2 separate regions of the Homo sapiens genome follow, and region 1 is linked to region 2. The links are chromatin contacts, found by Hi-C or POLR2A ChIA-PET in ENCODE. All regions are on one chromosome and are shown on one strand. The core of a region is the stretch at or near the end of the contact, and the rest is flanking DNA. Distances in the headings are between cores, read along the strand shown. Region 1 overlaps ARHGAP15 (Rho GTPase activating protein 15). Region 2 overlaps ARHGAP15 (Rho GTPase activating protein 15).

Evidence for each region. Hi-C counts contacts between places; a loop is a spot of excess contacts on that map. ChIA-PET counts read pairs that join two places held with the same protein, here RNA polymerase II (POLR2A). Pooled maps may share reads with other maps.
Region 1: a map of ascending aorta shows a loop between it and region 2 (4-fold over the local background). The contact joins two enhancer-like sites. A Hi-C loop is called at or near these places in 1 of 168 maps with a recorded cell type or tissue (ascending aorta) and 4 of 50 pooled maps. POLR2A ChIA-PET finds 5 or more read pairs at or near these places in 1 of 52 experiments (PC-3).

What each region holds. Positions count from the first base shown.
Region 1 is chr2:143,478,626-143,482,272 of GRCh38, reverse strand. The region is part of intron 8 of ARHGAP15 (Rho GTPase activating protein 15); the gene reads right to left. Among named protein-coding and RNA genes, the nearest start is that of ARHGAP15-AS1, 300 kb to the left of the region's middle. RefSeq lists enhancers at 1-734, 964-1,477. Within about 2 kb of position 1,257, at least 2 of the 41 ENCODE cell types and tissues checked have a DNase peak (open chromatin) inside an H3K27ac peak, as active enhancers do.
Region 2 is chr2:143,261,653-143,265,444 of GRCh38, reverse strand. The region is part of intron 6 of ARHGAP15 (Rho GTPase activating protein 15); the gene reads right to left. Among named protein-coding and RNA genes, the nearest start is that of ARHGAP15, 130 kb to the right of the region's middle. Within about 2 kb of position 2,249, at least 10 of the 41 ENCODE cell types and tissues checked have a DNase peak (open chromatin) inside an H3K27ac peak, as active enhancers do.

The DNA.
Region 1 (3,647 bases), core at 8-2,507, 220 kb before region 2:
GTTTTTTTTTTCCATTCCCACTTTGAGTTTTTATTTGAAAATAAATAGAGCCAAAAGAGATATGGGTTTAAACTCTGAAATATTTAATCTGATTTGCATAAGAGACTAGAGCAATCACTCTTAATCCTAGGTATTTTTACCTCCATAAACATTAACCTTAACCTGAAATGTACTAGCTTTCCAGGTATTCTAGAATTTACTTATATTTCCTTTATGTTTTCCTCTGCTTTTCCCATTGGAGATCTTTTCTGTCAAGCCTGAACAAATAGAATGCTTTTCAAAGACTGAGAATTTTCAATAACAATAGGCAATTCAAATCTCAACACACAGGCCAAAGGCATTAGCTTTAAATACCATTCTTAACCAGTTGAGAGACTTAATTGGTGCTAAAACTGCTCTCACCAGAGGGGAGTTAGAATTCTGGGCTTTCTAAGATGTTAGGATAGTGGGCTTTCTAAGATGATCTTCAGTTAATAGTATTACATATGAGAATAGGCATTAGCCCAACACAAGTGTTATACCTGACACAGCTATTGTGCTATTAAAAATCACCTCTAGAGCTACGAATGCTTACTGTAAATGGGTGCCCTTAGTATACTTATTTTCTCACTTTAGTAACAGGAAGGGGAAACAATGCCCTCTGGATGGACGACGAATATCTACTCCCATTTAGGGTATGGGAACCAAAAAAGAAAACCCCCAAATCTTCCAGAATTCAACGGTTTGGATAATATGATCCAAAATTGTGCATCTGCCAGAACATCTCTTTCTGGGGACCTTATTTTGAAATACCTTCTTTTCCTGCCAAACTGCTGTTCTCGCGGTATTCCCATGTTACAATTACATGTTGTTATTATTTTTTTTTTGAAATTTGGAAGTGCTGGGACAGCCAACATTTCAGAAATGTTGCTAAAGGAAAGTGGAGTCATTATACTTCAGAAAAGCTATTACACACAGCTTTCTACACTACTTGTTCTCACTTTATCGGTGAGGTTTGACATTGAGATCAACATCAGTGTAGGTAGATAGTTTTGTTAGCAGCTAGGAGCTCTAAACATTTCAATTCAATTCCAAAAGGACATCAAGGGCAAAGCTGGCAACAGTAGCTTTAGTGCCATCATCTTACCACTCTGCAGTATTCAGAGCAGGAAATCAAAGAAAAAAAAAAGACAAAATAAGGTTTTGTCAGGCTCTTAATCCCCAGAGGTTCCAAAACTCTTCTCACACCATCATAGGGATTACATAACAAAGTACTGAATTATCTCCACTCACATTTTCCAACACAAACTTCTTGTATTGGAATTACCCTGCTTAACTACTTTCCAAATTACATAAATAAGAGCACCTTATCCCAAATTGATTGAAAAAAAGAAATCAAGTTTATTACATTTCTTTCCAGCCTCCTGTTTATTCCTTTCCAGGGCATTCACGCTTGTGCTAATTCATGGGGCTGTAATAAATACTGCTTTGCCTTCCCCCGCCTGTGGTTTCAGAGCTCCCAGAACTTTGCACATAACTCCCTATGTCAGAGTGGGCAGAAAGGGTAAGTTTGGGCTTAATGTACTGTTGGTCATTTAATATCTCTTTTTTTCACTTGCTCAGTGTAAATAGAAGTCATAATTTCAAACCCCAACTTGCAGCCTGAAAAACTAAGTTATTGAAACTTTAAGTGACTTGCTCAAAACACAAATCATGATTAAATCTGGAAATAATTGAAAGAGGGAATGCTGGGCACTTTAACTGCAGTGCTCAGTTTTAACCACTTAATTCCCACTTAGACATTGTGGAAATACAAAATAGACAATTAGATTCATAACAGAAGGGTGTGTACTCATCATCTATTCCATGATTAATATTCATGCTATCTACCCATTTAAGGAGAAGTGAAAATTCATACAATTAAAATGTTTACTTTTAGACTGCATTATCAACTTTAAGTAGTTAAATCTAACCACATTTTTGCATTTTTGATATCAGTGAACAGCTGGCGTCTACTGTCAATTCAGCCATAGGAAAATTTCATGGCTACTTTTCTCAGGAATTTATGTATCCATGTCTTCTACTTCTAATGCATTTGTCTATGATGTAAATTCTTCACTGTCTTTTCATGTATAGACTTAGTATTTTTATTTTGCTCGTAATACATCTTAGGTGTATCTACATTGATAATGTATTTCTATAGTGTAAGGCAGGGTGTTTTGTTTAAACTCTTTTTGTTATAGCACTTAGCATAGCTTTGGGTTTCATAGTGAGTACTTTTAATGGTAATAATGATGATTGATAACTTCAATCCCATACTGCAAATATTAAGTATACCATCACAATGTTTAATTTCCCTTCCACTATAGATTTATCTGGTTTCCTTTTATAAGCCAGAGTTTAATGACTTTTTTTTTTTGCGTCACAGGTTATGAAAATACTACATTTTCAGAAAAACAATAAAAAGAGGGAAAATATACCTAAACAGCAAAACCTATCTTGTATGTAGAGAAACACAATGACATTTTTTTTTTCCTTAAAACAAAATGAGATACAGTGTAAAATGTAAAGATTCAGATCATTTAGACATTCTTCTATTGATTATATATTTTAACTGGGCTTCTTATGACTTGATATAGTGTCAGTAAAACTTTGTCACTTGAGAGCTGTTCAAAACTTTGATAAATTTGCTAATAAAGTAAGTGGTTATTGAGCTAAGGCAGTAGCTGATATTGAAAGCTGAATTACTAAAAAAAAGAAGAAAATATCATAGGGCATCAATCCACACAAAGGGCACTGTGAAGCAGAAATATGTTTTCCATGAGGAAAGATTGTATATTAAATACAGGAATGGGTTCTCTTCTAGTGATAGAAAACAGGCCACAGCCAAATCAAATGAGAAGAGCCTTAAATATAAATGTGAACATCAGTCCATAAAAGAGAAAAAAAAAAAACCCCAAAAAGAGTTGTAGGCGTGGTAATTCCACCAGAGAGGTGATAGCCTCTGCCTTCTACGAAATTAACACTTAGATTTCCGCAAAAAAGTAAGTCAAGTTGGAGAATAAAACACATGCATATATAAGAATATTGGATATTTCAGTACTGATGTATGGACTCAGATTCTGAACCATCATTAGCAGTATTTCAGTTGAGTGGCATTTAAATACTCTTTCCATGTATACATACATAGTGAGAGCTACCACTGTATATCATATGTACGTATTTGTTTGCACATTTGTAAAAATGCCTGTAAAGATACATTCTCAGCAGGTATAGAGGGGAGTAACATATAGTAATTTTGAGGCTTCTTCTTTAAATCTCTAAATTCCTGGACTGTGTGTTACAATGTATCTTTAGTAAAGAATATGCTATAATGTATCCTTAATTTTCCAAACAAAATTTTCAGCCAGGACAGAAAAACATACATGACATGTGCAGATAGTTTGAGAAATGTCTTAAAGCCAAATAATCAATAGTTAAGAAGTGGGAAAATGTTTCTTAGATTATAAGTTATACATAATTCTTCTAAAATAGTCTTAATTTCCACTTTTGCTAGACAATCGGATTATTCTAATGTCATATTTATAATAATGACTAATATTTTGAAGTTATTTGCTATATAATAAGGAATTTACTAAGCACATTGATCTCATTTAATCCTTATCAAT
Region 2 (3,792 bases), core at 1,000-3,499:
CTTTTCCATCAGCAACACAGAAATCAAATTTCTTTTCTTTCCCCCAGAAGCTCTTGAAGCGCCAAAACTTTTAGACTATGTTTAGATTTTCCAACTGTAGCTCTATCTGCTCCTATGTCTTACAGCTCAATTTTGGGGTTAGAACTTCTACAGTTGTTGGCCTAATAATGATCTGTGACAACCCTGGATTCTGTTGGGTCGTTCTATTAAAAAAAAAAAAAAATCACAGATATACAATTTTCTCTGATTTTCAGGAGGCCAAGAAAGATCCTATCTTGAAGACTCTGAACACCCTGTTCCATGAGCATTTTCTGACATTTTTTTCCCTTGTAACTTTTCAAGCCAAATTATATTGCCTCCACCTAATGTTGCAAAAACTTTGGGTGAAAGCCCAATGTGATTCTAAGACTCTGGTATGATTCCGTGTAACCTGGCATCCTTCCTAGAAGTTAACTTTGTTAGGCAGCTATTTCTGTAAACAATCTGAGTAACAGAAAAGCTACATGACCAGATGAAATGGCACCACCTGCATGTTCTCTACAAGCCTCTATGGAGCTAGTGCTTGGTAATTAATTATTAGAAGCTGACACCAAGAACTGTGGTCTCATTATCTTTTTTCCAAGGTCCGTTAATACCGGTTGAACTTGACTTTCAAATATGTCACCATTTCTTGTAAAAATCAAACTACTGTATTTGTAGACATATTACTTGTATCAATTAGCTATTGCTCTGTAACAAACCGGCCCAATATTTAGTGGTTTAAAACTGCCACTGTTTGCAGACAATCAGGAATCTGGGCCTCACTCAGATATTCTCATAGGGTGATATGACCACAAGCCCGGGACTGTCATTACTAGATAAGTTAGTAGATTGGACAATAGGAGTATTTCTGAATGTCATTCATATACCAGGGTGGCTATTCATAACTACCAATGCCTGCAGCAGGTCCAGGCTGTCATGTGAGCTCCTTGACTCTTGGGAATATGATTCAGAAAATTTAGTGAGAAAGTGAAATATAATATTACTGTGGAGTGTGTGGTAGGTTATACTAACAGCCTCACAATGAAAGTCTTTAAGGTTCTGGAGGAAGGCCTTACCTTCCACAGCAAAAATATCCTTCCCATTTGAAAAGTAGCTTCTGGCCTATTGCTGGGTCAGAATAGAGAAGGAATATCTAATTATATGACATCAGACAACTCTATGGCTTCAGCTTCTCATGATGACCTGGGTATTTTTGAATTCACTGAATCATAGAGTGGACAACAATCCATGGATTGAAATGCTATATTCAGAATTTGGCCTAAACAGGTCTAGAGGGATTAAGAAAGTTCCATGAACAGATGGCTCAAATTCCCATTTTTCTTGTCACTGTTAACACTGGTGCCTCTCCCTGAGTTCACCCCTAGGGCTTCATGGAGATGCTTGAAGCCAGCTGATGAATGATGAAAAAAAACCTCAAGCCTGATTCATGGATGGGTTAGCTCAGTATGTTGGTGAGCACAAAAAAAAAAAAAAAAAAAAAAAAAAAAAAAAAAAAGACTGCAGCTTCACCGTAGACCCACCCAGTCATCTTATAGGACTGTGGTGAAGAGAAATCCTCCCACAGGACAGAGAGGCAAGCAGCCATCTTGAGAGGAGGGTAGCCTGAGGTTAGAATATAGACTGATTTCCAGGCAATGGAAGGTGACTTTTCCTGCTCTTTAGAGGCCTGGAAGGAGACAGTCTGAAAGATTAGAAACAAGAAGCCTGGGAAATGTTAGAAGATTCATAAGAATGTATCCAGAGCATGCAGATCCTTGTCTACATCTACCAGAGGGTAAGCCAATGTACCAGATGACTGGTCAGTTGAAGTTCTTTAGCCTCTCTTTAGTCACTTACAACATGCACAATAGGCCCATGAGTGGAGTGGCCATGTGGCAGAGATGGAGATGCTGCACACACTCAACATCATGGCTTTTTCTCCCCAAGGCTACCTACCACTGATTACATGATCTTCCAGCAGCAGAGGCAGATACTGACCCCTTCAGGACAAACCAGGTGTTTGACAGCAAACTGACAACATCAGACCCCTTCCATCCTTGGGGGAACAGTGATTCATTCTATGGGTTTGCTTTCTCTGATTATGGTGTCTCTGCCTGCCCTACCATTCCAGATCTTTAAGAATGCTGAATTAGCAATGTGGGGTGATTCATGATCTTGCCTGAAATCAAGGAAATGAGGGAAATGAAACACCAGGCACGTGATCTTAAGATCTGCCGTTCTTACTAAATGTCACATCACTTGGAAGAAATCAACCTGATCTAATAATGAAGTGGCCTCTTAAAGTGTCTGCTTAGGTAGTAGTTTGGAGACAGGATCCTGTTTTTTGGGGGTTCAATATTCCAAGTTGCAGTATATTCACTGAATCAATGCATGGCACACCATTGATACATGATGTTACATGACATGGTGTCTCCAGTAGGTGGAATATGTGGGTCTAAGGACCAAAAGGTAGGAGTAAGAGTAGCCCCCGTAGTAACCTATCTGCAGCATGTATGCTTCTGGGTTTTGCAACTTTGGCTCTGCTGAATTAGATATTCTTATTCTTGGGATACGGGAGAGTTCTGCTTCTAACAGGGATTAGTAAGTATCATGAACTCAAAGCTGTGACCACTGCATGGTAACTATGGATACTCATGATGTGTACAAGAGGGCAACTAAAATAGCTACTATATTCATGGGGATAGCTGACCCTAATTATAATGAGAAAGTAAGGTTGCATATGCACAGCAGCAGGAGGAAGAATGAATCTGGAAGTCAGATGATTCAGTGAGATGTCTTGTGGTACATCTAGGCCTGATGAGAGCAGTGAACTGTCAACTACAGTGAACAGGGCGTGACAAAGTAAAAAAAAAAAAAAAAAAAAAAAATCAAAGGTTCAGACCCCGCATATACAAAGGTCCGATTGACTCCTTCAGACAAACAAAACCGACTAAACTCCTCCTGGCTGAGGATGAGGAAAATCTAGAATGAGTGAAGGTGGTAGATGATAAATATCAAATATGGCCTCATACACAGTTGCAGTGGAGGAGTGGAGCTTTTTTATTTTTATTTTTTAAACAAAAACATTTTTATTAGCTCTTTTGTAGAGATTGAGGCCAGCCATCATTTTGAAGACATGGCAACAGATTAGATTTAACATGAGATAAGTAAATTTGAATATTGCAAGCGGTAAATTGCATCAGATGCTTCCTGTGCCCTGCTTCACATCCTCTTAGCTGTGTGGGTGTCACTACAGCTGCAGCTGGTGCAACAGTTCTGTGTGGACTTCAACTCCTTTGTACTGACTGCATCTTGCCTCAGCACGCGTTACACATCTTTTACTATCTGCTGTGGATATTTCCTGGTTCTACAGGGTAGGAAACCTGAAAGAGCCTTCTTGACACGCCCACCCATGAACAGCCTGAAACTCAAGATCTAAAGACATTATCCCCACCCAGAGGCAACCAGAAACCAAAGGCTCAGGAGCTAATGAACAAATGCTTCATCTTGTCTATCCTTGGGTGGAAAATTCTGGCAAGTTGTCCTAGCTACCCTATGACCAACTCAATAATGGGTTCTGCATTGGCTTTTCTTCCTTCTGTTTCACTCTTGCTAGTTCTTAATTTCTGCTTTCTTCAATCAAATAAACTGCTTGCACACAATTCCTAGTCTCAAATTTTTCTTTCAGGGGAACCTAGCCTAAGCCAGAAGGCAAATATGATGAAACTATTTGCTTAAAAAGATTTGAAACTAGATTCCTATGAACGAAAA